Regions from separate parts of the Homo sapiens genome. Here region 2 is linked to region 1. The links are chromatin loops, found by intact Hi-C in ENCODE. Cell type or tissue: IMR-90. All regions are shown on one strand. Each heading gives the region's core, and the rest is flanking DNA. Links, peaks and the distances in the headings are about the cores only.

Region 1 (15,306 bases), core at 4,594-12,593:
TTCTTGATTAATATGTATTATGGAATTTTGGGAGATGATTTTGCAGTAAAAAATGAATCACTTTAAAAGGAAAGGAAAGTTAGTGGTTTGATGGCTTGTGGAAAAGGCAGTGCATTTCCTACATAGATGGTAAATCTCACAGTTTTCTATTGTTTTGTTTTGTTCTTCCTTCTTTGGACTTTCCTTCTCCATTAGAAACTTTTAAAGTGGTAAACATTAAAAAGCTTCTAAAAATCCATTCATATACATTCTTTGTGGAGAAGCTTGCACACCTATGATCAGGAATATACTTTTTGCAATGCTTGCTTCATAAGTATTATTCATCTTAATTCCCTCTTTCCTTTTAGTCTCTTCCATTCCCTTAATGCATGTGACTAAGCTTAAAGAGATCAGTTGAAAAGGTTTTTGATCCCCGTACTTTAAGCAAGAAGTGTTTGTCAAGCAGGTAAGAGGATCAGTCACTGATAGGTAGGAAAGTTTTTTTTAACTGACTGAAGTCCCAGTTCTTTTCAAAGTGATCTTACCACCAGGGTCAGCTTTAGCGGTCCATGACAGTATGCTGGAACAAATGTCTTCATTTTTCCAGATGCCATCTTTCTGTTTCCTTTTTACTATTTCCTTTTCCTAATTGCCTTCCCCTGAAAAAAGGAAGATACAGAAAACTTTTGAAGAGTTAGAATTTTATATTAGAATTGTCATTAAACATGCAATAGGAGAATATTTTTAAGGGGCCCATTGGAGATCATAGTTACATGAACTCAGAATAGCCTGGGAAATGGCTGTAGGACCTTTACCAAATTATTGTTCCAATCAATGGCAATTTATGTTGTCAATACTGTGGTTCAGGTGAGAGAGAAGGAGGAACTTGATGCTCTCTGTGCCAGTTACCAATAGTCTCTCAGCTCCAAATTTACCTGTCAATACCTGCTCTGGGATAAGGGATTGGACTCTTTAGGCATTTCTCTGTCACAGTGAGAATGATATTGAGCTGTGTCAGTAGAGGTTGATGGAAGGACATTGCAGGAAGACACAGTCTTCTCTTCCTGGTTACTGTGTGCTACATTTTGCTTTTCCTTGATGTAGTGTCAGGGTCTATTAGTAGTGTGTGTGTGTGGCAGTCATTTACTGGCAGTCTGCTCCAGATGTGCCCCAGAACTTGCAGTCTCATGGTGACCTCAAAGGCCTGGCCTGGACCCAGCGTCTGCCTTGCTGTGACTCTCTCAATGTGGGCACTGGTGTGTTCCAGGCCTTGTGCTAGCAGTGGCATCCTGATTTCTTCTGTGTGTCTGTCCACGTGTTTTGGCTTACCTGCTCTTCAGAAGGTTGTTTTTGTAACTGTCCCACCATGGATAGCAGGTGCTTCACACCTCGCAAACCAGCAGCAGTGATTCTGTGTGTGTGTCCACCCACCATCCTCAGCTTGCCTGCTCCCTAGAGGGTTGTCTGCTGCTCTCTGGTGACTAAAGACCAACGCTGACCTGGCCAACCCAGCAAACCTCTTCATTATCCAGTGGGCTGCAAACATACCTTCTCCAATGAGGTCTTTACTCCAGCCTTGGGGAGGCAGCCCTCCTTCCTAGTTTCTTCTACTTTTTGTATTCTCTTTTTCTTTTTGTATTCTCCATCAAACATAGTGTTCTTTTTTGAGTTATCTTACATCTTTATGGTTACTCCCCTATTATACTTAAATAATTTTTTATACTAAATGTTTCCTACTGAAATTACTGTGGTGGCTTCTGTATCCTGACTATACCTAAACTGATACACTACCTTTTCCTTAATCTATTATACATACCTTTGCCCTACTTATTCTGATAAACTCTGATTTAAAACACCAATCAAAAAACTCCACCAAAACAAACAAAAAAACCCCCAATACTGCTTGAATGATTCTGCATTGCCTGGAATTCAAGATCCTCCGTGATCTGGCCCCTACCTGCCCTTCCAATCTTATTTTCTACTCTTCTTAAAGTAACTAAGGCAAGCAGCACTGTGAATACAGAAAGTCCAGTCCTGGGTTTGTCTTGTAGCTCTACCATTTCTTACTAAGCAGACAAGGGCATGTCTTTAGGCCCCTCTGTGTTGCAGTTTCCTCATCTGAAAAACGGGGATACTAATAGCTGCTCTGCCTACCTCTTGGGGTTGTTGTGAGGTTAAATTAAATAGTGTATGTGAAAACTCTACGAATTTTAAATTTGTGTTGCTGTAATATATTGCCATAGGATTTGTATAGTGTTTTTCTTTTTTACTTTTTTTCAAAGTATTCACACAAAACAATGACAAGTATTATCAAGCATTAATCTAGCACTTCTGGACTGGTAAAAGGGATTAAGGCAATACCTTTCTTTAGAACTCAGAATTGTATTTTATTTTTATATTTTATGCTTTTACTTTGTTTCAGGATGGGTGAAATAAGATGTTGAAAGTCTTTTGGCTGGACAATTTCTCCTCATTGCCATCGTAAACAAAACAGAATGACTGTAAAATTTGGGAATAAGGAAGAGCATTTGTTTTTCATCATCTCGTCTTGAGGGCACCTGTCTACTTCAGTAGACAGATAATTTCATACCTATGTGTGAATTCATTAAAGTGGTACTCTTCTCCATCGGTATTGGTTGTTCATGTACCAAAATATGCAAAAATGCTTTGTAATAGAAATAAAAGAATTATTTTCAGGACACAAATCAGAGAAGGAAAAGCTCCCAAGAGGTAAGGAATTCAACCAATTCGAAACTCAAATTTCTTGGGAGAGGTATTCTCATTCTGTGAGAATTTGTTTAAGAGCTGAGAGCCTAAAGTCTGTGATGCAAGATTAGGGACCCGACTGCTTGTGTTAAAGGAGGCAGATTTCTCCAGTTGCTTATGGATTGGACTCATCCTTGCTGGGCAGCAGGCCAGCTTGTGAATGTTTTCATCAGCAGGTGGTTCTTCTGAATTCCTCATTATCTTGTATATATAATGGGGGGGGAAAAGCCAGTTCCAGCAGAACTTGAAACATGAATATAAAAGGCATTTTAAAATGTATTTTAAAAACTTCCTTAGAGAGGAAATATAGGGTTCCTTCTTTTGTAGCCTGAAGAGGAAGGTGAGTTCAACAGAAGGTCAAAATGAGGAGAAGTAGCCATTCCAGTCTTGCTTGGACAAAACCTTTATTATCTAACATTTCTATAGCTCTTTGTATTTTCCAAAGACCTTTACAAATGTATTTTTTCCCCCATGTAACAAGCTTTTGATCAAAGCAGGTTAGTATTCATCTTTACATTTTCTAGATGAGAGAAAAGAGTTCCAGAGAAGTGAAGTCACTTTTGCAGGTCCCAAGATGTATAAAAAGTAAAATGAGATTTTGAGCCTTTGACACGGAATTCTTGGTGTAATTACTGTGCAACATGTTATATCCTGTCTTGACTAAATTTTTACAAATGGGTTAAAAGAGTTCTTAATCTCAGAAGCCAACTCTGGAATTCTAAATAGAGGATACTCAGTGGGGAGGCTTGAGGTTTTATTAGAACAGATTTCTTTGGGCCAGCAGGCATAGAGGGCTGTGGTAAAGAGCTGATGTAGTTCAGAAACTTCAGAGAAGAAAGTCCCAGACTTCAGAGGAGGTGTTCTTTCAGTTACTTGTGGATTATGGTTGTATCTCTTTATAGAAGAAATCTGAGAGTGATGCTTGTAGGACTAGTAGCCAAGGAAGTGGTTCAGCTCAGCTGTTGATATTTGTGTCCAGTGCTCAGTTAGCTCTTCATGTGTTTGAATTCTTTTTTTCCTAGAGGAGAGAACCTGGCCAGTCTCCAATTTCTGAGACTCTAATTTAGGTTATATATTTCTCTGCAATGTGAATCTATTTCAAACTTGATGTAAGATTGCTCACTAGTGCATTGCCAAATACCCGATAGGCACCTCAGTAAATATTTATTAATGTTAATGATGAGAATAACCTTTTTAAATATTTGTGTTTGAAATATGTACTCTACCAATACTGCAATAGGGAAAGCTTTCAGGATAATTACATTTTGTATTTATATCCAGTGATTTATTCCTAAGATCTCAAATTTTGTTAGAGATATGATTATAGTATATATATTTTTTCAGACTTAAGGTTATTGGCAATTGTTAGTCCTGTTTAATAGATGAGGAGTGTAAAAAGAGACGGGGAGTGATTTGCAAAAAGTCTCACTGTGGATTGAAGTAAGATATGAAAGTTTAGATCTATGGTTCCAAATTTCACTAAAACGAGTCTAGCTCTGGGAACTAAACCAATGGTCAAGAAGTTGCAATGGGACATTGAATAACTCACGTATGTGGAACTATCCTCCTGATTAAAATTAATTTTGAAAAATGAATTTTTCTTTGACTCTATCTGTGAGGTGTGGCAGCTAGAGACTGTTTTTTCCCTATTAAATATAACCCATGATTGTTTAGTCCTGATGATTCAAATGGTAATATTATCTATTTATATTACTACTATTATTTTTTTCAAATCAGCCTAATAAATATAGAAATTGATCTTTTTTGTTTGTTTGTTTTAGAGAGGGGATCTCGCTGTGTTGCCCAGGCTAATGTCAAACCCCTGGCCTCAAGCGAACCTCCCACCTCAGCCTCCCAAAATGCTGGGATTATAGGCATGAGCCACCAAATCCAGTCAATATTTTACTTTTGAATATACAGATTCATAATTTTTAAAAGCACAGCAGTGGAAGTTACAATGATTAGTACTTTTCTTAATCAAAGTGGAAAATTGCTTTACTCATTATCTTAGAAATAAATTCAGTAGATATTTTAGAAATGAAGTGTCCCTACTTACTTTTATAACTTTTTGCATAAATAAAATGAGTAACTAGTCTATGTATTTAAAAATAATCAAAATAAATGCAATTTTTAGCTTTTTTTCTTATTAAAATTGTCATGTAAAACATCTCCTAGTATTATTTTTATCATTTGTTGTCATCAGCATTTCTCAAAAGGTGATCTGTAATTCACCTGCATCAGAGTCACCTGAGATATTTATTAAAATGTAGAGGTTAGTTTCCCACCCCAGCTCTACTGAACAAGACTCTTAGCACCAGACTCTAGACATCTGTATTTTAAATAAGCTTTTTAGGTTACAAGTACAACCTGCGAGTAATTCAGAATTGCTTCAGTGTGAGAGGCTGGGGAAGTAGAGACAGAGGCAAGGGAGATAAGCAAGGGAAAGCATGATATGCTGAGGTGTTCGGATCTTATCCTGGAGGTAGTAAGGATTTAAGATAGGCAGTAACATAAATTAACTGCATTCACTTTGAGTCGCATTTACTTTTTATCTAACAATTTTTTAGAGACAGGGTCTCGCTACATTGCCCAGGCTAGAGTGCAGTGGCTATTCACAAACTCAACAATTGTGCACTATAGGCTTGAATTCCTGGGCTCAAGTGATCCTCCCACCTCAGCCTCCCAAGTAGTTGGAATTACAGGTGAATATCACTGACCTTGGCTTTTGAGTTACTTTTATAAATTACTTATTTAGAGAAGAGTTAATCCCACTATCAAGAAAGATAGGTTAAACTAACTGCACATAAGATTGCATTCTTATTTAAGATTACTTTGAAGGGTATCAGATGTGTATAATTTATTATTCACTATCCTGGCCTTAGCAGTTCCAATTTGTTTTGCGTGTAAATGATAACTCATATAAACCACCATTATTTCCTATTATGATCCATATAAAAATTGAAGTATGGAAAAAGAAACTCAAGAACAAATTGGTAATATTATTAATATACATGCACAAATACAAAGCCGTGAGTAACTATAAATGCCGTAATTGTGTTAATGAAATGGAAAACATTCCTGATGCAGGTTGTCAGGGGCAGGTTGGAGCTTTACTCTGTGGAGACGGAGTTTCACTCTTGTTGCCCAGGCTGGAGTGCAATGGCTCGATCTCAACTCACCACAACCTCCGCCTTCCAGGTTCAAGCGATTCTCCTGCCTCAGCCTCCCAAGTAGCTGGGACTACAGGCATGTGCCACCATGCCCAGCTAATTTTGTATTTTTAGTAGAGATGGAGTTACTCCATGTTGGTCCGACTGGTCTCGAACTCCCGACCTCAGGTGATCTGCCCGCCTCGGCATCCCAAATCCAATGAATCATTCTGCTACCTTCTAAAGCATTGAAATTTTGGCTGCATCCAGCCTTCAGACACGATGGGGAGAAGTTACACAAGCTCTTAACCACCTGGAGGTGACACACATCACCCCCTCCTCCACACTGCTGGTGACAGCCAGTCACACGAGCCCACCAAATTGCAAGGCATCTGGGAGCTGTGATACATTTTAAAGAAAGAACAGAGCCAGTCTCTGTCACAGTAGACTATTCTTCAGGATTGCTCATATCAAAGATATGTGCTAGGGAGTAGGAACTGCTCAAAAAAATAAGCTAACATACTATAGATATTTCCCAATTTATGTATGTTCTTACAGTCAGGCAGTCACTGAGGATAGCTGCCTTTGCTAAGAGGCTCAGAGCAGTCTTTATAAAACTTTTTGGACTGTACTCCCAAAAGAAATATATTTTACACAGTGACTCAATACCATACATATACACAAATACAAAAATTTCATACCTGTTGTTGAGGAAACAATAATTATTCTTACTATATGTGGTGTACCTTGGTATTGATATGAACAGGAGAAAGGGAAATACTGGGTAGAAGAGGGCAGTTCTCTGGCAAAGGCCCCACCCTCAAGCCTGGAAACCCATGGCCCTAAATGTGAACAGGCATTTTTGTTTTCGTGCCCAAAAGTTGCCTTTTGGCCTGCCATGCCTGCCTAACCTGTACCCATATAAATCCCAAACCCCAGGATCCATGAGCAGACAAGCATATGAGGAGACAAACAGAAGAGCAGAAGAATCACAGAATGGTATGGCAGAGAAGAAGAGAAGAGAAGGAGCGTTTTGAACGTCGAGAGATTGGCTGGGGACAGGCAGAGAGGAGATTGGCCCCAGGATGGCCAAACTCCAGGGGAAGATCATCTTTTCACTCCATCATCCCTTTCAGCTCCCCATCTATCCCACTGACAGCCACTTCCCCTGCTCAGTAAAACCCCTGCATTCACCATCCTTAAGTCGGTGTGCGACCTGATTCTTCCTGGACGCCGGACAAGGACCTGGGTACCAAGAGGGCACCGACCTTTTTAACAAACCATCTGCGGATGGCAAGGCTAAAAGAGCACACTGTAGCACACACCCACATGGGCTTCAGGAGTCGCAGGCTCCCACTCCTGGATGATGTTGTGGGGCCAGAGCCCAGGAGCGGGAGCCTGTGCTCCTGCACCTGCCGTCTGCACACTCCCCCTCCTGTAAGGGGTTTGAGCGCTGAACAGATGAGCCACACCCTTGTTGCCTGTCCTGTGAGGGAACTCTCCCATTTCAGTATTTTCTCCACTGTTTCCTAGATTGTTATATATGATAGTATTACCTGTCTCAACACTGATACCATCTGTAGTTTTGGGAGGCTCCATTTCATCTTGAGCAGAGCCTCTGCTTCTGAGGTGAGATGCTCACAGGAGTTTGAATCTGGATTTCCTGACGTGTAGATGATTCTCATTGCAGTCCTTTAAGTACCCAAAACCGTGCCATTATCACCTAACCACCTCTGTATTCTTTCCTTCTCTCCTACAGCTAGAGTTGTCAGATTTTGCAAATAAAAATATAAGATATCCAGTTAAATTTGCATTTCAGGCAAAAATGTATAATTTTTTGGTATAACTATGTCTGATGCAATTATTTGGGACATACTTATACTAAGAAAATTATTTGTTAAAATTCAACTTTAACTGGATGTCCCAAATTTTATTTGGCTAATTCTACCTACAGTGAATTAGGCAATGCAGAGGAGAGTTTTTTTTGTTTTGTTTTTTGTTGTTTTTTTTGCTGCTATTTATTTCTCTTGGCTGCTGATAAAAAGGAAATCAGACTAGCTTTAGATATGAGCTTCAGGGACAGAGGGGAGAGGCTGTGAGCTGGGGCCTATTTTGTAGTCAGGTGGGGAGAGGAGAGAAATTGTACTCAAGTCACTGGGAGATAGCAGAGAAATAGGTAGCTGGGAGTGGGGTGGTACTGGCCTGAGAAAGAGAAGGAAGGCAGAGAAGTGGGTATACACAAGGAGTGTCCCTGTAGTCTTACAGTGGCAGGAGGTTCTGGCACACCAATGCCTATTATCTTTGTATCCATGCCTCTGGAAATCTCAGTCCTCTTCCTCAACTTCTCTTATTTTCACCTGAGCTCTGTTGGAGGCTGTGACAAACCATTACTGGGAATGTGGAGTATTGGTAAGGATAGGGAATCTCTTATGTAATAAGAAGATAGAAATTGTTAGTAGTAAATATTAGTAAATAGTAGAAATCGTAAATGACTTTCTCATAGGAAAGTGGTCTTAAGTGGTGTTATATTCTGTAGAAATTATTCTGCAAGAAATCCCTTGGGAGCTTACTAAAATGCAGTTTTCTGGGCTTCATGTAAAGGTTTGGATTTTGTAGGTCTAGGATGAAGCCCTGAATCCCACATTTATTTTGTACAGGCTTCCAGAACCACAGTTTGAAAAATACTGCAACAAAGTATAGCATGGTATAGTATAGTACATTTTAATCTAGTGTAGTTTAGTATTGTGTAAGATTACATCATATTAGAAAATTACAATACTATATACATACTATAAATTTAATTAGCCTTTATAAGTTTGCTGGAAAGGGTCTTTTATCTTTATTTATTTTTAAATGAATGCTTTCAATGTTTCAAGCTACATATTTACCAAAGGACTTTTAGAGTCTCTACTCAAATTAGAGATACGGCTAATACAAGTGCCATCTAGTGGCCAATAGGGTTTTTGCTTAAAAAGTCATTAAAATGCCTGGCTGAGCACGGTGGCTCACCTCTGTAATCCCAGCACTTTGGGAGGCCGAGGCAGGCGGATCACCTGAGGTTAGGAGTTCAAGACCAACCTGGCCAACATGATGAACCCCCGTCTCTACTAAAAATACAAAAACTTAGCTGGGTGTGGTGACGGGCGTCTTTAATCCCAGCTACTCGGTAGGCTGAGGCAGGAGAATTGCTTGAACCCGGGAGGCAGAGGTTGCAGTGAGCCAAGATCCTGCCATTGCACTCTAGCTGGGCAATAAGAGCAAAACTCCGTCTAAAAAAAAAAATCATTAAAATGCTAGAGAATTTGATCTTTTCCATCTTACCAGCTTGAGGCAGTAGCTCTAGGACATGAATGTTATACTTTATTAAATTCTGAAAATAATGATACTAGTTATGTTGAAGTTACTGAAGCACAGGTAGTTCTGATTTTTCCATCTTTGGAGGAGGTAGTAGAGATAGGGGGGCTTGGACTACAAAGTTGCTTTGCTATACAGAAAGTATTCCTTGCTATCACTTATCAAGGGGTTGCAGAGTATTTGCCATTCATTCATTCATTCATTCTTCAGCAATTTATTCAAAATAGAGTCAATATTTATTTATTGCCAACTAGGTTTAAGACACTGTACTTAAGATTAATCAGACTAGATGTTCTGTCCTTTCAAGGGCTTATTGTTTAATTGGGAACATAGGCATCCATGCCTTTAATGTAACTGGTTTTGTGAGATTTATAAAGGTGACTCAGTCATGGTCCTAATCTTAAGGAAGTTATAGCCTATTAGAAGAAATAGGAAACTCCCAGAACTGCTCTAGGTACAGTCCTGGGGAGATAAGATGTGTGCCCACAAAACTATAAGTAATGGAAGATGGTGGCTGAATCGGATGGCTCCATCTGTAAGTGCTATAAGAAGGCAGAAGCTGCCTCTCTCAGCTCAACACACTGCCTTCCCCATGTAGCTCTGTATATTCTGGAATCAACAGACGATGTTTTGTGTAGAAGGCACAACAATTTAGCTACTTTTCATATGGTTATCAAATGCAACATAGCAGTGTAATGAAAAACAAGCAGGCCCTGTCATTGTAGTTGACATTCAAATCAACTAATTTGTCTTAAAACTTTCATATTTTTAGCTAGCTTATGCAGCTAATAAATTTAAATAAAAAATTCTAGTGGCTGTTACTCGGTTAATTTTGACGATAAAAAAATGGCACCAGAAGTCAAATAACAAAGAAAAGCTTGTATCTGAATTTAGCTACAGCAAATTAATAATCTCCCAAGTCCCTTGCCCTTATAGCAGCTTTAAATTTTGTAAAGTTTCCCAACTCTGCGTGCCATTTTCCTCCTTCAGGTTCATGAATGATACCTTTCATTGACAATATCAAACTGATATTTTTACTGTAAATCCTTTCAAACATTCAGAGACAGATTTCATTTTAATGATTTGAATTTGAGGGTTTATTCCCCCAGTGCTTTGGTGGATTGTTTTTCTAAATACTTAGATGTAATAGGGAACTTAAAACATGATTTATAAAGCAAGTAAGATATATGACATTAGTATTACCTACTAAAGTCTGCAAGGGGAAAATTGATCTCACTTTTTTTTCCTTCACAAAATTCCCTGAATCACTATTCAATTAAAATCTCTAACCCAACACCCCAGATTGTATGTATTAATAATATAGATCTATACGATGTAATGCTATCTTTAAAAATAGACATAAGAAAACACTTTGAGTGATTTATGGTATAATACATTTTGGAGATAAGATATATATATATATATACACATACACATACACACACACACACACACACACACACACACACACACAATGCCTAGGGATGTCATTTTGACTAACAAGGGCCAGGCACGTGGCTCCTGCCTGTAATCCCAGCCCTTTGGAAGGCCGAGATGGGTGGATAGCTTGAGGCCAGGAGTTTGAGACCAGCCTGGCCAACATGGTGAAACCCCATCTCCACAAAAAATACAAAAATTAGCTGGGTGCAATGGTGTGTGCCTGTAGTTCTAGGTATTTGGGAGGCTGAGTTGGGAGAATTGCTTGAGCCCAGGAGGTCGAGACTACTGTGAGCCAAGATCACGCCACTGCTCTCCAGCCCAGGTGACAGAGACCCTGTCTCAAAAAACAAAAATAAAAAACTTTGGCTAACACGAAGGCCCCTGTAGTCCCAGCTACTTGGGAGGCTGAGGTGGGAGTATTGCTTGAGCCCTGGAGGTCAAGGCTGTGGTGAGCCGTGATCATACCACTGCACTCCAGCCTGGGTGACAGAGACCTTGTCTGAAAAAACCAAAAAGCAAAAAACAAAAAACTTTGACTAACATGAAGGGAACATTTGGTTACTTTTGTACTCTTGTAGGGAGGTGAGTAATAATGGTTAATGTGAGTGGGACTTAAGCAAATCCTGGCTCTAATGTAATTTTTGTGGGTCTTATGGTTTTGTAAAAAGAGAGAAAGCATCTTTGAGCTACAAGCCATTATTTCTGAGATATCACTGAGAGTGGACAACAGCAACTCTCTTTTTCTGGGCAAAGGAAACGGCTCACAGATGTTCCTGCTGGACACAGCGTTGTTCACAGCTTAATCTTAAAAGTAAGATTATTTTTGTAATTTTACTGACCAAATACAAATGTGGATTTAAGTGCTTGTTTTTAACGATTACAGAGAGAACAACCTGACATAAACTAGCAAGCCAACAGGTGAAGTTTCGACACACCTCCTTTAATAAAGGTATTTTATTTATTCATTCATTCAACAAATATTGCTTAAGCACCCAGTAGGTATAAAGTAGTTTCAAGTGCTAGAGTTTCAACAGTGGACAAAATAGGCTATAATTCTGGCCCATAGGCCAAAACTTATGTTCTAGTAGATGGATATAGGCAAAAAACAAAATAAATGAGTAAAGCATACAGTATGCAGATGGTGATAAGTGCTGTGGCAAAAAATAAAGCAGGAAAAGGGTAGAGGGAGTTCCAGGGTGAATGAAGGGATTCAAATTTAAATAAAAGGGTCAGAGGAGACCTCATTGAGAAGGTGATATTTAAAGAGAAAGGAAGCAAAGGAGTGAGCCATAAAAATATATACAGGGGAAGAGCGTTCTAGGCAGAGGAAATGGCAGGTGCAAAGGCCCAGAGGTAGGAGAGAACTTAATGTATTAACTGAACAACAAAGGGGTCAATAAGGAAGGAGCAATAAAAGAGGGGTAAGTATAGAAGATGAGATCAGAGATGTAATAGTGTCAGGTCATGCAGGTCATCGTAAAGACTTTGGCATTTACTATGAGAGGGAAGGAGCCACTGGAAGGTTGTAAGCATCTGACTGATGTTTTAAAATAATCTCTTTGGCTCTTTAATTGAAATAGGAACCAAGGTTATCAGCTAAGAGTGAGGATAAAGGAGAAGGTGCTAGAAGATTGAGGAGAGATTATGAGGCAGTTGCCTAGGAGAGTGGGACAATTACTTGAATAGGAAATATACTGTGATTACAAAGTAGCATAGTGGGCCCACTGGGGTTTAGTGGTCATGAATTTAAAGTGAGATCAATCAGCCACATAGAGCAGACAGAGTAGAATTTAATGAGGGTTGAAGTTTTGCCAAGTGACTAAGAGAAGAGAGAGTGGAGTAGGGAATTGAGTGTCATGCAGGACAATGCTTTAGTGATTGACTGTGGAATTTAGGCTGGGCAAGGGAAGAAGTGAGTATATGGGCGACAAGAAAAATGTTGATTATAATTGAATCCTTTTATATAATGTTATTCTTTCTAGACTTTTCCACCTAAATATCTGAGGCTTTAAAACACTAGCAGAAGATATCCAGAATGGCTGATTTAAAAATTCAGTTACTTGGTTTGTAGATTTCATTAAGAAAAAATTATACCCATCAAAATCCATCTTTTAACATTATTTGCTATATCTTAGCTAAAAAAACCCCACCACAACTGAAAATCAAAGAAATAAACAAAACCTCCCAAACTAAATAGGACCAAGATTAAGGAAAAAAAATCTCACATATTCAGCTGGAGATATTCAAGGAACAAATGAAAATCACATTAACAGTTTCCTGTTGTACCAGACACTGGCTGTGTAGTAGGGAAACACTTATGAATAGTAGCAGAATAATGGTTATAGTGTATTTGCCATTGGAACATTTATCTCATTTAAAAAATCATGATGTTTCTCTGTTGCCTTTAAAGAAAGACTATTAGACTCTAAGCAGGTAAAACTTGAAAGAAGTGTAAAATAAATTATTTAATGCTTTTTCTCAAATACAGGATAAAATGCCAACATTTGGAGTTTCATAAAATACACATGGTAGTTAGGCTGCTAGAGTAAAAATTGCATCAGAATGTGTAAAGATTCCTAAAATTAAGTTCTAATGAGGACTTGAAAACAGCTGTTTCCTTATTGTTTTCCATAAGCCTTTCTAGGTATAGATACTATAAAAATATTGACAATTCAAGTTCTGCAGTTGGTTAAACATCAAGGATTATTAGCTATGCAATTATTTTTAAGAAAGGAATTAAAAGTGACTTACAAACTTTTATTAGGGCAAGCCCACAACAAATATAGATTTTATTGTTCAGTAGTTTCCAAAGTTCAAACAGTTTTTCAAAAGTTTTGTGAGGAAAATGATGGATAGGTGGCAGGACTAACTTACACCTCCCACTTGGATGGACAGAGCAGTGTGTGGAGACTCACACTGTGAACTTTTGCTCCAAGAACTAGTGCAGGAATACACCAGGAAAGTCGAGAGAATCCACAGACCCTTTGAAGGAAGTGCAGGCTCTGGGAGACATCCAAAAAACTGTGAGTGCCCAAAGTGTGAAGGTGTGAAAGGGGGATCGTCTGCCCCTGAACACACATCCTCACTGGGGAACCTGAAGGTCCAGATCATGGGAGAAGGATTTGACCTTACCTGGAGCTGAGATAAACATAGAGAGCTGAGTGAAATACAGGGGTAGACGAAGCAGTGGGAAGAGCATGTGGGCACTCTTTGTTCCCAGGGAAGCCATTTCTGACTTTGTCTCACAGGGGTCCTTGGGAAGGGATACCAGTGGAATTGGGGAAAGACTACAGGGAGAAGGAAACCTCCAGCTGAACTTTGTAACAATTTCAACCAAACATGAAGTTTCCTGGACAGAATCTGGGTGAGAGGGTGAACTGGGAGCGCAGAAACAGCACAGAAGTTGTGGCAGGCAGGAAGGCATGAAACCTGAAAGCCCTACTTGCTTTCCCAGCGGGAAGGCCTGGAGCCTGGGACAAATCCTCAGCCCTGCTTACCCACTGCCTGGAAATAAACCTGGTGCTGTTGGGGGGGTTGGCACGGTGAAAGTAAGACCGGCCTTTTGGGCTGTGTGGGAGCTGGGTGAGAGCTAGGTGGGGGCTGTAACTGCTGGCTTTCCTCCACTTCCCTGGCAACCTGCATGATGCAGCAGAGGCAGCCATAATCACCCTGGGAATATAACTCCATTGGCCTGAAAATGACACCCCCATTCCCCACAGCAGCCTCAGCAAGCACTGCCTGAGGAGAGTCTGAGCTCAGACATGCCTTACCCTGCCCCAAACTTATGGTCTTTCTCTACCCACCCTGGTAGCTGAAGACAAAGGACATAATCTCTTGGGAGCTGTATGGCCACACCAACTACCTGAGAAACTTTTCCAGGTGACACTAGGGTAAGCCTGTATCCTCTCTATAGTACCACAGCTGATGCTGTTTTGAAAGTGCCACCTCTTGGCTGGAGGCCAACAAACCCAAAACTAGCACAGTAAACAAAACTGCAACCAAGGACCCTCACAGAGTCTACTTTACTCACCTGCTATCTCTACCAGAGCAGGTGCTGGTATCCAGGGCTGAGAAAACTGAAGATGGATCACATCACAGGACTCTTTGCAGACACTCCCCAGTAGCAGCCTGGAGCCTGGTAGCTCTGCTGGGCAGCTAGATCCAGAAGAGAAGTAACAACCTCTACAGTTTGGCTCTCATGAAGCCTCATCCCTGAGCACCCACATCCAGGTAATACCCTATGGGACAAAAGAATCTGAACAATAGCCCTTGAACACTGGATCTCTGATGTAGTCTACCCAAATGAGAAGGAACCAGAAAAACAATTTTGGTAATATGGCAAAACAAGGTTCTTTAACACCCCCAAAAGATCACACTAGCTCATTAGCAATGGATCCAAATCAAGAAGAAATCTCTGAATTGCCAGAAAAAGAATTCAGAAGGTCAATTATTAAGCTACTCAAGGAGGCCTCGGAGAAAAGTAAATACCAACTCAAAGAAATTTTAAAAATGTTATAGGACATGGATGGAAAAATTTCCAGAGAAATAGATAGCATAAATAAAAAGCAATCACAACTTCTGGAAATGAAGGACACACTTACAAAAATGCAAAATACAC
Region 2 (15,306 bases), core at 3,631-11,630, 220 kb before region 1:
AAAAAGTAACAGATAAAGATGATTCAGAATAGGGCAAACAGCCCTCATAACAGTATATTAACTGATGGAGTATTATATTAAATATTAATTCATGTTCAGAAAGATGACCATGAATTAAAATAACTGAAATTATTGTCTATTGTTTCACCCATTTTTGGAAGCATGTAAAACTTGCTTCCATCCATGTAAAACAAAAATCTGTAGGTAAGTAGTTATATTAGGAACACAGGTCAAGGTAAGAAGCTTACACAAAGAAAATAAAGTAAAATTAGGGCAAAAAAGACTCAAAAGAGCAGTATTAAATAAAGATGATTCAGGATAGTGGCATACAGCCCTTGTAACAACAGTAATATTAACTGATGATATATTAATTGATGTTCAGAAAGGTGACTGAATTAGAATAATTCAAATTATATTCTATCTTGCTTCCCCCTCTATTTTAGAAAGCACATAAAACTTCTTGCAATCAAAAATAGTTATAATAAAATGACTTAGAAGAACACACTTTTAATTATCCAGACTAGCTTATTATCGCCAGGTTTCAGATAATCAAGATTTTAATGTATATTTGAAGGCTATTAATTTGCAGCATAGAGTTGTTTCCTAAACAAAATAGCTTTACTTAAATCAAATAATGTCAAACCATTTAACTACCTTTCTTCATAAATTATTTCTTCAAACTGTAAAACACTTTTGTTGCTCTCTTTTGGACTTTGATTTGTTCATCTATTTCTTGAAGTTATTTCACAGAGGGCCTATAACCTGCAAACATTACCCTGACGGAGCCTAGACCAATGCTAAGCATACTGGGGACAATACTTGAAGGCAAAATGTGTTTCAGTATTTTGATTGCAGTTATGTTTCAAACACAACAATGACAAAACAAAATCTTAACTTATACTACTGCTTCATCCTCAGATTCCTTTTTTTGAGAAAATATAGAAGCATGTAGCTTTGATGCTGTAATTCTTAAAAACAAGTATTAGGAAGCCCGTAAAAATTTCTTACAGTAAAAATAATTCCATGGGAATAAATTACATATTCATTAATTTATTCCAAGGCCTAGCAGAATCTCTTGGTAAATAACCTCCTATGGCTCTAAATAATACTTCTGGATTCTGGAAAACTTTAATTGCTGAAAAACTACTCCCAAAGAAGAGAATGGTTTTGATTTCTACCTGATCCAGGAGTTTAGAATCTGTGAAACCACACTCTCAAAGATAACATTTCTGCAGAACCACAAAGAGACTACTGAATAAGGATTGTGTTAAAGAGATTACCTCTCTAAGGGCCTTATGACAGTCTCTTAAGCATTCTTTTTCATACTATCATGAAAGCTACCCCAACCAGTAGGAACCTAACAATAAAGTGAATATAGGCCTGATTGTATGGTAGCCTGTCCAAGCAAAAGAGAGGTAAAACCGTTGTAATAAATGTACTATAATATGGACTTGGACATACCACTGGGCAAGTTACCCCTCAAATCAAATATCTAAAGTAAATAACTCCTATAATACAGGTTATGAAATCACCCAATCAGCCTATAAGGCAGATACTTGTCCAGTGCCCTGATATTCAAAAATTTTGCCAGTGAATAACTCATCTTAAACATCTTAAGCATCAACTCCCAAGTAAACTTTACTTGGTCCCCACCACACTCTAACATGTCAGATGTTGCTCTCTTCTCTGGTCTCAGAGTATCCTGTACAAAGCTATTTTCCTGAATTTCTCTTTCACTGAAAACGCAAAGATATTACAGCATGCCTCCCAGCTGTTTTACATTTTGTTATAATACGTGAAAAAAAAAATGAAGGTTAAAGGGAAGTATACTATTATAAAGTAGAACCAAATAATGACACATTGAAGAGGAAAGTGGAATATAAGTTATTTCACAAAGATATTACACATTATTCTGTGTCAATCTGTTAAAAATATTCATCAGGTTCAAGATAATTTTAGTTATTAATCAATGAGACTATTCTGAAGAAATCAATGGCTTTAAACATCTATCCATGGAAGATTAAAAACTGAGCTGAAATTCATTTAAAAGAAAGTTTTTAAAAACGCCTACTCCCAATGCTGAAAAATATTATTCACTTAAGAAATACTTCATTTTTATAACTTTTTATACCTAATGCCAACAACTAGTTTAACATTTTATATAAAAGATGTTAGTAGAGTGCTTCAAAATTAAGCCAGAGAACAATGTGAACATTGTACTAATAATCCACAGATTAGTGGTTCTCAAACTTTAGTGTGAATCAGAATCATATAAAGGACTTATTAAAAACACAGGTTGCTGGGCCCTCAGTTTCAGTAGGTCTGGGGTGGGGCCTAAGAATTTATATATTGAACACATCACCAGGTGATGCTGATATTGCTGGTTAGGGGCTGCACTTTGAGAAGTCTCTGCCATAGGGTTACTGCTCTACACAAAGCTTTTGTGATCCATTCAGTGATATTTAAATTACCACAATACAGAAGAAGCTAAATAACACAGCGTGGAGTTAGTATTCAACAAATTGGGAAAAATCTGGAAAATGCCATGGTCAGACTCCTACTATACTTCACTACCTGGTCACATAAGCAGACAGCTGCTATGAGCTGTGGTCTTGGCCTGGGGAAATGAATGTTTCAGGAGGAGCCCACATGCTTGACTGTTGGCAGCATTAACAAATTTTGGAGAAGTTTCTCTCTAGTAGCCTGTTAAGAACAAGTAGCCTATTGGAACCACTGACCACTTCTGATTTATTTAACATTTTTCACGTTGCTTATCAAAAGACAAATACTATGTTGCATTAACTAAACTGCTTATAATTTACAATGGTATCAAGTAGTAGCAACAGCATTAACACTGGCTGAGATCCAGGTCAAAAGTACTTAATAGCGGTTAAGAAACAAAAAGTATTAACAGTTGTTTTCATATATGAAAGTACAAATCACAAAAATTAAATACTAATATACCTGAAATAAGCAAAAACCAAAACAAAACAAAAGCAGGATCATGTAGGAATTCAGTATAGAATCATTTATACTATACAACTTTCATACAACCAAAGGGATAATTAAGATGCATATGCATTCAAGCTTTGAAAATGCCAAACAGCTATCCATGAAAATATCAAAATTAGCTCAGTCGAGAGAGTGGGATAGTATATTGTACTTCAAACTCAGTACATATTAGCAATATAAGGAGGTTACCTGACTGCTAGTTTCACTTATGGCTTCTAGGAGTTTTTCAACTGCTGCTTGTAGTCGAGAGCTAATGTTCAGCATAAGTTCTTCATTTTCAGGGTCTATTTCAGTTCCAGCAAAACCACTCCTCACAAGTCGTTGTGACAGCTCTGTTCCTTCCTCAGTTACTTTTGACCACATGTTAATGTCATTTCTTGGCATATCACTTCCAGAATAAGAGGGAATGGATTCATCTGTAACTAGAATAACAGTGTTTTAAAGGCATAAATTAATTATAATAATCATAATTTTTTAAAGTTATAAAACAACATCAAACTAAACTGGAAATCATGGAAATTGTAAGGTCTTTTAAAACAATATTGCAACCAAACAAATAAAATATGCAAATATAGGATATAATATTATTCAATAACCAAGCAAAAGAATGAGAAATGTTATGCTAATAGGAATTTGCAGAAATTGATCATGTGGGTAATTCAGTATTTTTTTCTTTGATAAAAACTTCTAAGATACCTTTCAACAGAAATTTACTACATGTCCACTATGTGGAGTTTGCTAAGTAATAGGGACATATAGGTGACAAGATCTGGCTCCAACCCTTGACGACTTTACAATGTAATGAGGAAACACATAAACAATCACAAGAAAAGAAAGGCATTGTGGAGTAGGCCATTTCAAATTGTACAGAGGGATAGAAATAAGTGCTTGGATTTTTCGGGAGCAGACTGACTTTTGAGCCTACATTGGGAGTACAGGATAGAAATAAGTGCTTGAATTTATCTGGTGATGACTAACTTTTGATCCAACACTGGGCAATATCATCTGCTTTGGCTACACAGTAAAAGGAACTGAGATCATTTTGTTGCTTGCTACTGTTTTAAGAGGAATACTGGGATAAGATTAGACTGATGAGCAGGTCTAATTTAACTTTGGACATTGTTATCCACATTACCCACACTATTCTTATTTCTTATGTTAAAAAAAAATGAGTTTGCATGGGTAGAAGATAAGCTTTCCAAGTATTTTCTCTAAGCTATAATAAAAGCATAGGCTATTCACCACTGCCATTAAATACTCCTTTGTGGCAGATGTTACAACTCAACAGTGAAGTTTCCTGAAGAGGCATTACCTATTCTTTTATTACATGTAGTACATATTTGTTATCAGTAACTGTACAAAGTTAACCAATTAAAGCAGAGGAAATCTTCATGTACCAAGTGCTTGGAATAAGCATTCAGTTTGACACATTCACTCAAAATAAGAGCTACTTATTAGAACTTGTCTTGCTAAAGTAGCTGGTGCCACATTTTCTTAATCTATGTAGTAATGACATCAGATACAGCTTCAGACGCAAGACCTGAATTCAGCACAATTCAATATTCACTAAGCATGTCCTCTTTGTAAGTCACTGGCTGTAGAGCCCAAAATTGCATTTTAAGGCATGATTTTAAATGTTTCCCATTATATACAGGTTTATCTAATTCTTAAGGTAACAGTAAATACAACTTTCACTTTGTATCCTTATTCTCCAAAGTAAAAAACACATCAGCTACACTGGTACTTATTTATATTACTCCATGTGCTCAAAATTGAATGCCTTGAAAACATTTAGAAGTGCAAGATAATCTTGGAATTTACAGCATCTTTATGTGAGAAATTAAATGCATTCTAGTAACATTTTCTTTCTCATGGGTACAGAAATGTGACGCAAAGGGAACAGTGTGATACGATGGGAACTCTAGGCTTTTTAGGGCAAAGGGACATGGAGAAATAGTGGTGAGGTAGGTGAGAGAGCTAAAAGAAGGTAGCTGGAAAGTAAGCTGGATTCAAGTTGTAAATGGTCTTAAATTTTATAGGAACCTTAGGGGTTTTGCTATAAACAAATGGAAAGAGTAAATCATATTTTGAATAAGAAGATAATATCAAATATGTGCATCAGGAAGCAAATTGTAGCAATGCAGAGGTAAGTTAAAGGAGAAAAAATTGAGAAAGCACAGGTTGGAGAAGACAATGTAGAAGAAGACAAGGAAAGAAGATATGCGTAAGATGACTCTGGGCTTCCAGCTTAGATGATTCTTAGGTGACAGAGAAATCATTAAGAAAAATACTAAAAAATCAGGAAAAAGTATACAGAGTAGGGATGAAAAATGATTAGTCTGAAGTGTTAATGGGATTTGTGAAGATGAGTCAACTGTTGGAATTTTGGGTCTGCAATGACTTAGGAGTCATTTGTAGAAAGGTGAGAGTTGAAACCTTGGAAGTAGATACATTTGTCCTAGGAGTAATACTCAGTGAGAGAAGGAAGACAAAGTTGAAGTCTCTGTATATCATAATCTAACAAAAGAACCTGTGTTAAAAAATATCAGAGAGAGGCAGGAGAGAGATGTTCCAACAGACAAAAAGAGACGGCTTCAAGACACTTTAGTAATGTTATTTGTCTAGAAAGACAAACAAGACAACGACTGGGAAGATGCTATGGAGACTCCTGTGTTTACCAGCCTTGATTTCTATTCCTGCAGTACCAAAGCTGCTCTCTCAGAGGACAACACTGACCTCCCAGTTGTCAAATCAGCTGGGCACGGTGGCTCATGCCTGTAATCCCAGCACTTTGGGAGGCCGAGGCAGGTGGATCACGAGGTCAGGAGTTCAAGACCAGCCTGGCTAATATGGTGAAACTCCATCTCTACTAAAAAATACAAAAATACAAAAAAAAAAATTACAAAAATACAAAAATTAGCTGGCCATGGTGGCACGTGCCTGTAGTTCCAGCTACTTGGGAGGCTGAGGCAGGAGGATCACTGGAATCCAGGAGGTGGAGGTTGCAGTGAGCCAAGATTGCACTACTGCACTCCCGCCTGGGCGATAGAGCAAAACTCCGTCTCAAAAAAAAAAAAAAAAAAAGTTTGCTGAAATTTACCTTGAGCAGGGAACAAAGGTGAGAAAATTCAACACTTCTTAAATTTTTAAGGCAGTATGAAGACAGTCTAATGTTTTGGGCTATAGAGAAGGAATCAACATGAGGAAAAGATTGAAGGTATGGTGTATTAGATGGGAGCAAATCTCAAGCACAAAATAAAGAGGGTGCGTGAAAGTGACTTATAAAAGGCCTCTGGCTTTTTTAAGCCAAATGGCTAATTTTTAAAAATAGACATTAAAGTACCTAGAAAAGGCAAAGACGTCACCTAGCTTAAGGTATTTTCTTAATAACATTTTGAAAGTATAAACAATCTGAAATAATCTGAATATGTTCCAAGAAAAAACCAAATTTAAAAAAATCCTATAAAATAGAAATATGAGAAAGACATCAAGCTTAAACTTTATTTATTTATTTATTTTATTATTATTATTTTTTTTGAGATGGAGTCTCACTCTGTCGCCCAGGCTGGAGTGCAGTAGCTGGATCTCCGCTCACTGAAAGCTCCGCCTCCGGGGTTCACGTCATTCTCTTGCCTTAGCCTCCCAAGTAGCTGGGACTACAGGCGCCCACCACCACGCCTGGCTAATTTTTTGTATTTTTAGTAGAGATGGGGTTTCACCATGTTAGCCAGGACGGTCTCGATCTCCTGACCGTGTGATCCACCCACCTCAGCCTCCCAAAGTGCTGCGATTACAGGTGTGAGCCACTGTGCCTGGCCCTAAACTTTATTTTTAATAACCAGTCTTGGAGGGAAAAATTCAGAGGATAATATAGATTAGCAGGGGAACTTCACAAGATGCCAATAATAATCTTAGAACATCCAGTTTGGTAAATAGAATCATTTCAAATTGGTGAACCTCTTGGATTTATGTCTTAAAACATAGTAAATGATGGTTATTCAAGTCCTTTAGTTATTAACTTTATGGATTATATCATGTTCATTCCCTGACAGGTAACGATAAACTCCTCAGGTTTAAGTGGGATAGGCAATGTGATAAAGCCTTCTCTGCCCCAAAGGCTCTCTGAATCTCTAATGGCTCCAATGGAAACCACTAGGCTTTAGTCTGACCCTGGATCTGACAGTTGAGAAAACTGTACTGAAGCCCTGGGAGACTTAAGAGGTTTGCCCAATATCACAATGAACTAGAAAAAAAGAAAACAAGGCCTTCTGATTAGTGCAGTGGTGTGATCTCGGCTCACTGCAACCTCCACCTCCTGGGTTCAAGCATTCTCTTGCTTCAGCCTCACGAATAGCTGGGATTACAGGTATGTGCCGCCACACCTGGCTAATTTTCATATTTTTAGTAGAGACGGGGTTTCACCATGTTGGCCAGGCTGGTCTTGAACTCCTGACTTCAGGTGATCTGCCCGCCTTGGCCTCCCAAAGTGTTGGGATTACAGGCATGAGCCATGACTCTCAGCCCCTAGCATTCCTTCTATAAGACAGCATTTCTCCAAAAGGAGGCAGCAGCAGACAAGATTCCATCCCTGGCCTCCTATGGGAGAGGTGAGCATAAAACCACTGAATCATCACAGTGAAGACCTAAAGGAAATTTTTTTTTCAACACAACCTGGGGAATTCATTTTTATGAACTGATCTAATATTCATTCAGGTTTAAGTGATTTTATGTTAGCTCAAAATTTCCCTTCAATTTCATAAACTAGGTTACTCTTATGAGGAAGCAAATATTAGCAACTTTATTCTTTACTTTTTGAGTGTTAACAAGTCCATACATGTTTAAAATCGAAACAAGTTCAGACCTGAAGGCTGAAAACACATCAGAAGTGTTACAACAAAAAGTCATATATGAAAACTGAAAAGCAAAAGTTGCTTCGCAATTAGACTGGTTTAATTTTTTTGTTATACTAAAAAACATAAAACTGTCAAAAGTTTTTCATTTTTAAAAATAATGCTCCCATTATATTTATGAAGGAATGTCAGAAAAAATTCTTACATATGGAACACAGTGTTAATATTTTAAAGCCAGTATTTTCTTTCAGGTTTATATAAAAATTAAAAATTTTAAATTATAAATTCTATTAACTCAATATATCCTTAAAGATGCAAGATGGATCCATTAACTGTCCCCCAGTAATATTAGTGGTTGCTCCAATTTTATTAGTAAGATGATCACACTGCTGCTAAACATAAAAACAGTAAGATGGAGTTAACTAAATGGAAAGTAAATGTAACCAATGATACTAATCCTAGCAAAATTATCTCTGCTACAATATTCTATACACTATATTTCTTAACTGTGGATTTAGCTTTTTCTCTTATCTCAATATTATTCTTTCAGAATCGGTCAACAGTTAAATAACTAAAATTTTAAAGGTTTTAGTTGATTCAAATATACGTAGTGGTTTTAGGCAAAATATTAAATATTATGACTCTATTTTGCTTTGAATCAGAATAGCAATGACTTCTTCATTAGACTATGAATTGCTGTAAAGCTGAGAGCATAGAGAAATAGCTCAGTAAATGTCTGCAGAATTAAACTCATAAAATTGCTTATAATTGAAAACTATGGTCAGTCGCAGTGGCTCACGCCTGTAATTCTAGCACTTTGGGAGGCCGAGGTTGGTGGATCACTTGAGGTCAGGAGTTCGAAACCAGCCTGGCTAACATAGTGAAACCCTGTCTCTACTAAAAATACAAAAATATTAGCCAGGCATGGTGGCAGGCACCTGTAATCCCAGCTACTTGGGAGGCTGCAGCAGGAGAATGGCTTGAACCCAGGAGGTGGAGGTTGCAGTAAGCAGAGATTGCGCCACTGCTCTCCAGCCTAGGTGACAGAGCGAGACTCAAAAGGAAAAAAAAAAGGAAAGAAAACCATTACTGTATCTTAAAATAGGATATACATATTTCATGTGTGTTGGAAGATTTAGATACACTTATGCAAGAAAATAGGCTAGTGGATCAGAAGTCTTTTTAGGTCTGCTTTCTCATGGAAAATGAACATAAATATAATCCTCTGTGCTTGAGTTAAATTATCCATTTATTCCCTTTTATGGAGACAGTGCTCTGGAAGTAAGTTCACTGTCTTTCAAGGTATGTTGTCTGCTGAATACTTTGGCAGCCATGTTGAGAAGTATCTAAGAGAACTGCTAACAACAACAACAAAAGCACAAAATACATCTGTAATGCACAGAACATTCTCAGAGTCTCTTCTGAATATGGCAGTCAACCTGGTCTAGGTCTTACCAGCAGAACAGCAAAATCCCTCCCTAAATGGTTAAGTGAAACAAGCTTGTGAAATAATTGTTTTTTAAAAAGCATAATTTGATAAACACTTTTATCAGACCAAGAAAATGTTACCTAATTCTTCTCTATAAAGATCCATATGCAGAAATAAAATAGCCGTGACTGAGAGCTTAACCAAGAGTGAAGTTAATTTGAAAAATCCTTCCACCAAGTTTGAAAAGAGTGAATTTGAAAGCAAGGTTTAAAATTCAGTATTATTTCAGCTCTTAATTTACTAAAAACAATTTTTAAAACTATCTTTGAACTCAGCTAAGGTGTTTAAAAATCAGTTTTATTTGCAATTCCAAATCAAGCTTTTCTCTGTACCTAGAAACACACTACTGGCCAACTTATAATTAGGCAAACCTTCCATAAATGGGATAATTTCTTTTCATTTCTCCACATGAAATTTAACAAACAGAATTCTCTCAAAAATTACAAAAACTGGCATTTTAGGTCTGCCTCTATGGGAGAAGTGCTTGAGTGTGGAATGGTAGTGAACTGTGGGCTTGATCTTGTGAGCCAGGAGTCCACATCCTATGTTTCTCCATCTCACAAAACTTTTCCCCTCTTTTGATTTCCTCATTTCCCTCTCCTACAAGGAAAAAGAAATTGAAAAAACAAGAGACAATGGAGTTCAGCAATGTGATGGGAAGAAATAGAAAGAAGAGGCCGGGCATGGTGGCTCACGCCTGTAATCCTAGCACTTTGGGAGGCCAAACCAGGGAGATCACCTGAGGTCAGGAATTCAAGACCAGCCTGGCTAACAGGGTAAAATCCTGTCTCTACTAAAAATACAAAAATTAGCTGGGCATGGTGGCATGCACCTGTAGTCCCAGCTAGTTGAGAGGCTGAGGCAGGAGAATTGCTTGAACCCGGGAGACAGAGGTTGCAGTGAGCCCAGACTGCGCCACTGCACTCCAGCCTGGGCGACAGAGCAAGACTCTGTCTCAAAAAAAAAAAAAAAAAAAAAGAAACGGAAAGAAGAGCTGAATCCACACAGCTGAAGGAAGACAGAGTTACGAAGACAGCTCTGGCATATCAGGACCTAATCTCTGGATCCATACACATTGTGTAATATTTCAACTCACTTTTTCAAAAGGAAGAAAGAATCTAGCAAAGGACAGTCCAAAGGTAACACCAAATCTTGGGTTTCTTATCAAGACTTTCTTCTAACCATTTCAACAGGTACATGAAGCTGGTGCTGGGTTCCTAAAAAGTCTTTATTTCTAATCTTTCCTTAATCTATAGGATGGTTTCAGGATGTCATCCATACCTCACAGATACTGGTAAGAGTACTAAGTGCTGATATATAAATTTTCTTTTATCGGTGGAGAAATGTAACAGCATTCTGGTTTATGTAGGCACTGTGGCAACCCTGGGTAAATATAATGACAACTCTATGATACCCACTTGCAAATGCTATACAATAATGGTGTTTGAAAAGAGTTGCTCTAATGTATTTCTGTTTGAAGGTCCATTTGCTGGAAAATACTTATTTTCTCTTCTATATTTTCAACACATGGCAAAATGCCTTGAACTCAGCAGATTTGTTGAAATGATTGTTTCCACAACACAGAAAACTAGTACCTCTTGTATGTTCCTCATGGACACATGACTTTACAGATGCCTCTGCTTCTGACCTCCAAATTAGGCTGGCAGATGACTGGCTTTTACTAGATCTATCTAGAATCCCAAGGACATGGCGACCAATTGTTTCTTCAACAGCTGCTGTTGTCTTTACAACTTCTAAGAGGATCTTCAAAAGTCTATTATTAGCTTTCTGGAGTGCATACCTGTATAGATAAAGAAGCACTGATTAAAATGTTTAATATTTTTGAAGCAAACACTTTGCTTATGTCCACTAAAAAGTACACTGCAAAATATTTGATTTGAAAAATAACAGATGATCCTTTTTATTAAAATACCCAATAGCATCTACAATAAAGTGCTTCTTGTTTTTTATTTGTAACTATATTATAAAATGATTTGTTTTTGTCTGAAAAATTTTGGCCAATTAGCTTAATCATACCATTTTTTAAAATGTACGGTATTTAATTGACTTGAAAAAAATAACTAAAGTCTTAAGCCAGTAACTAGGTTAAGAGAAAATCTTGGGAGACAAAATTTAAGTTTTAAAAAGTATGGTAGTGCCAAAGCATATGCAAGTTATTGAGCTTGCTGCCCATGGTTATACATATGTATTTTGCACATTTAAATCTTTCTATATGTTAAACATAAAAACATATTTTGAAACATAATTTTAAAATCACACCAGAAAAAATTATGTGGTAGTATTTGTACAAGTTAATGGTAATGAGCTGAATGTTTAAATTACAAAAAGTAATAGTTAGGCAGCGATGTGTTTTTAAAAAGGTCTGTAATGAAATTTCACTATCTGTCAACACCACAGAGAGTATCATAGGCCGTTTTTATTACATCTGCTCCAGGGACAGAAATTTCTCAAGTTACACTCACCACACTCATTTAAGTCGGCAGAAGAAACCTGTTTTCAACTAGAATGAATTTGGTGTGTCTCTCTTTTTAAAAAGTAATCCTTATTTTAAAAAATTTGGAAAATACTGCTAACCACTCACCAAAAAACCTCAGCAATCACTATTACAATTTTAATGCCTGTATTTCTAGACTTTTCCTCCTGCCTCTCTTATAAATATATACGTATTTTAAAAACAAAAATGAGATCATCCCGAACAAAGTGTTTTTGTACACTCTCTTTTTTGCTTAACATGAACATTCTACCATGCAAAGAAAGCTACTTCCATAAATGGTGATTCAGAAGACTGCCTGATTAATTTTCTTAAAAACTAAACAACTCTCTTGTCCTAGCAACTCAGTTCAACAAAGGCACACTTTATACATGCAGACAAAATAAAAGATTTTCATGGTAAAGGTCTTCTGCCTTAAGACAGTTTTATCTTTTAGCTTCACACTGTAGGAGCTTGCCAAAAATCAGGCTAAAGGATACCTGTTTCACAGGCACATGACATATCTATTTTAAGACAAGATAATAAATGGAGAAGTTTTCCGTTAGTATTTGTCAAGTGAAAGAGACGGTTCTATTTTTGCACCTAGATCAAGTTCTCTGCTTATATAATCAAGAATACTAAAAATAAAACTAAACTAATTTAGTAGGAAGCCAAGGGTTTTATTTCCTTAACTTGTTCTGAGGTTTTGTTTAAGCCCCAAACCCCAGAACTAGAATAATGTGAAAATATTTCTACTTAAGAGAAATGATTAAAATTAATATGGTGGTTAAAAAAAAATACTCATTTTATTGGCACTTACTATAAAAATTCCTAGAAATTAAATACTGCATAGTTTTCAAAATTTACCAATTAGAGATAAATAATATAAAATAAACAAAGTGTTTATTTTATATTGCCGTGGTAACTCTAATTTTCATACACTGTCTTTCTTGTTTGAGTTCCATACTGACTGCGTTCCATACTGATGATCCAATGGGGAAGCCAAAATCTTAGGGGCCAAATTCCTCCATGCAAGCTGAGGAAGGAGGTTAGGAGGACACAAGAGGGTTGACAGTCACAGAAATTGGAAAAGGAGGAAATTAAGAAGTAAATATTAGTTTTAATTTAAAATTAAAGAAATTATTTTCATTTGAACAAAACAAAGTTTAAAATATTGTGCTTAAAGTCTTTAATACTAATGTAGGATAACTATTCTCACTTAATATTTCACATTTTTATATTAACCTCTACAAAATCAAAGTAAGGAAAAGTTTTGCTAACATCAGGTGATTAACAGTTAAGTATGTGATTAATATCCAATCAAAATTTATATAGAAAAGATTTTTTTAAAATGTTATCTATTTAATGATGAAAAACTGAAAATCCTTTACATACTACACATACATGGACATGTTTCATACACAGATGGTATGATGATTTTTAAGACAAAGTATCAATGTACAAGATAAAAATAAGGACAAAGTCTATTACATTGAAACAACCATTTTAATTTACTTTGCACTGAAAAAGTACACATTTTGTATACCTTTCATTAGACAAAATCTCAGGAGGCACATCTTCAGGTTTTCTGTCTAATTCCTTTTCTTTAAATGTTTGTTCTTCAACTTCTCCTTGGTTTTCATTTCCATTCTGTTTAAGTTTGTGTAAAGGAAGAGAGGAGAAGACAGAAAGAAAACCTGTCAACTTGGAAACAGCATGTCATTCTTCTATATTGGTATGAGATAAAATAGAAACCTCTGTGCACAAAATTGATACTGGTTGGTATAATATTTAACTACACTCGAGATTAGTGTTATCAAAAGAGGATAAAACATTCTCGTACACAAATAAAAAATTTTAATGGGTTCAAATTATCCATGCTGTAGTGCAACAATAAAGTTTGTTAGGTTCTCTTTGGTGAAACAATACTTGCTGTTAACAGAATGTCAGATTCAAATTACCTTAAATGAAATGTAAGGCATTTTGACTCCACCTACCTTACACACATGCAGTCACAAATATGTTAAGCTCAGTACCTATAAAAGAATACATCTCATACCAACAACAAAGACAAACAAATCCTACTGAATTGGTGATCCATTGCTCCTAGGTGGGGCAAAGTCCATACTACCTGTGTTTGCGTACTGCTGTTGCGCAGCTCACAACACAGCTTCTCTCTTCCAGCTAAAGACAGCTGCTTTAGTGCTTCCAGCTCCTCTAAAAGCACCCTCTCTCTCTCTGAAACCAGGTTTTCATTATCTATGGAGGATCTCTAAATAAGAAAAAAGGTCATGAAAGAATACTGTTTGTGATAGAGAAAAAGGGTAGAAATATTAAGCAGATTTCTTTTAACCCCCGGGACCAACAGGCCCTGGTTCTACTTATGATTCATATTCCATCGTAAGGGGTTAAAAGTATATACAAAGATCAATGCAAAATTTAAAATATTTTTTAAAAGCCAATTAAGTCTATATATTCAGGAATTTGTGCAGTTCAATTAATTTTTGTCAATTTTGCATTGAAAATTAAGAAGTTTGAATTCACAAAATGCAATGAAGAAAAGCAAAGTTAATTTTTCCAAATAATGTTTTATGCTCAGCTCCCAATTATCTTATTATTTTATGTTTGAAAGAATACTGTTAATAGTTATCTCTAGATATTTATTATCTCTCTTAGCTTCAGTTTTCAAAATTAAATTCAATAAGTTTTCATAAGAACTTCTACATAAATATTTCTTGCTTTTCTGCAATGGTTTTGTGAGTATATTTTATACAGCAGTTGACAAGAATCCAGCTCCCAAATACCAAGAAGTATTTAAATTTAGTCAAGAAAGGGATAAGAATGTTAAATAAATTTGCATTTCTCAAATCAAGAAGAGATGTTTCCCTGGAAAGAGTTTCAGAAGCATACTACTTCCGATTTCCATTCATGATTAAAAAGATGGATTAAAGACAGATAAAGGTAAACCTTCGAGATGCTAATTGGTGGACTCACAAAACTATAAATGAAGATAGTAAAACTGAATGATAGTAACTGCATAATGGAGCACCTCAGCACAATGTTATTTCCAAAATGTCAAAGTGAGTTTGCTATATATGGCTAATGGAATGATTTAAAAGAAAAAAACAAAACCGTGTAGCCACTTTTCCAGTGCTTGAAAAAGGAGTTAAATAAAATGACAGAAAGACAATGCCCACTCCAAGGTTGAGATAGGTGTCCCTAACAAGATCTAAAGCTGCTGTCTTAGTATAGAGTGTGTTCCTGATGCTAAATATATGTAGTTTATTCAGATTTCGGCAAAAAAAAAAAAAAATTATGGCTACATAAAAAATACTGTTGTTTTAATTGGGGATCTGGTTCAAGTTGGTGTTTGGAAAAAAAAATAACTGGGGAGAGAAAGGGGACTACAAGACCCTTACCTGGGCTAATTGTCTATTAAGTCTCTTAATCTCTTCTTGTAGCTG

What was found. Peaks named below come from ENCODE experiments on the same cell type or tissue, not always from the same donor. Only the 100,000 strongest peaks of a DNase experiment are listed, where the experiment ranks them.
Region 2: a loop joins it to region 1, with 6 times the contacts of the local background. A loop is called at or near these places in 5 of 110 quality-filtered maps.

Annotation. Positions count from the first base shown.
Region 1 is chr7:91,823,746-91,839,051 of GRCh38, reverse strand. No RefSeq gene overlaps it. Among named protein-coding and RNA genes, the nearest start is that of MTERF1, 49 kb to the left of the region's middle. In IMR-90, for the core only: a CTCF peak has its summit at 8,834 (motif pointing left); no DNase peak of the experiment used is centred there.
Region 2 is chr7:92,040,854-92,056,159 of GRCh38, reverse strand. AKAP9 (A-kinase anchoring protein 9) reads right to left here. Exons shown (of 50, transcript NM_005751.5): 18 at 15,262-15,306; 19 at 13,974-14,114; 20 at 13,389-13,492; 21 at 10,947-11,152; 22 at 3,202-3,434. Among named protein-coding and RNA genes, the nearest start is that of CYP51A1, 86 kb to the left of the region's middle. RefSeq lists a silencer at 13,831-14,125 and an enhancer at 13,831-14,125. In IMR-90, for the core only: a CTCF peak has its summit at 7,579; a DNase peak (open chromatin) is centred at 7,599; H3K4me3 peaks cover 168 bases; H3K27ac peaks cover 147 bases.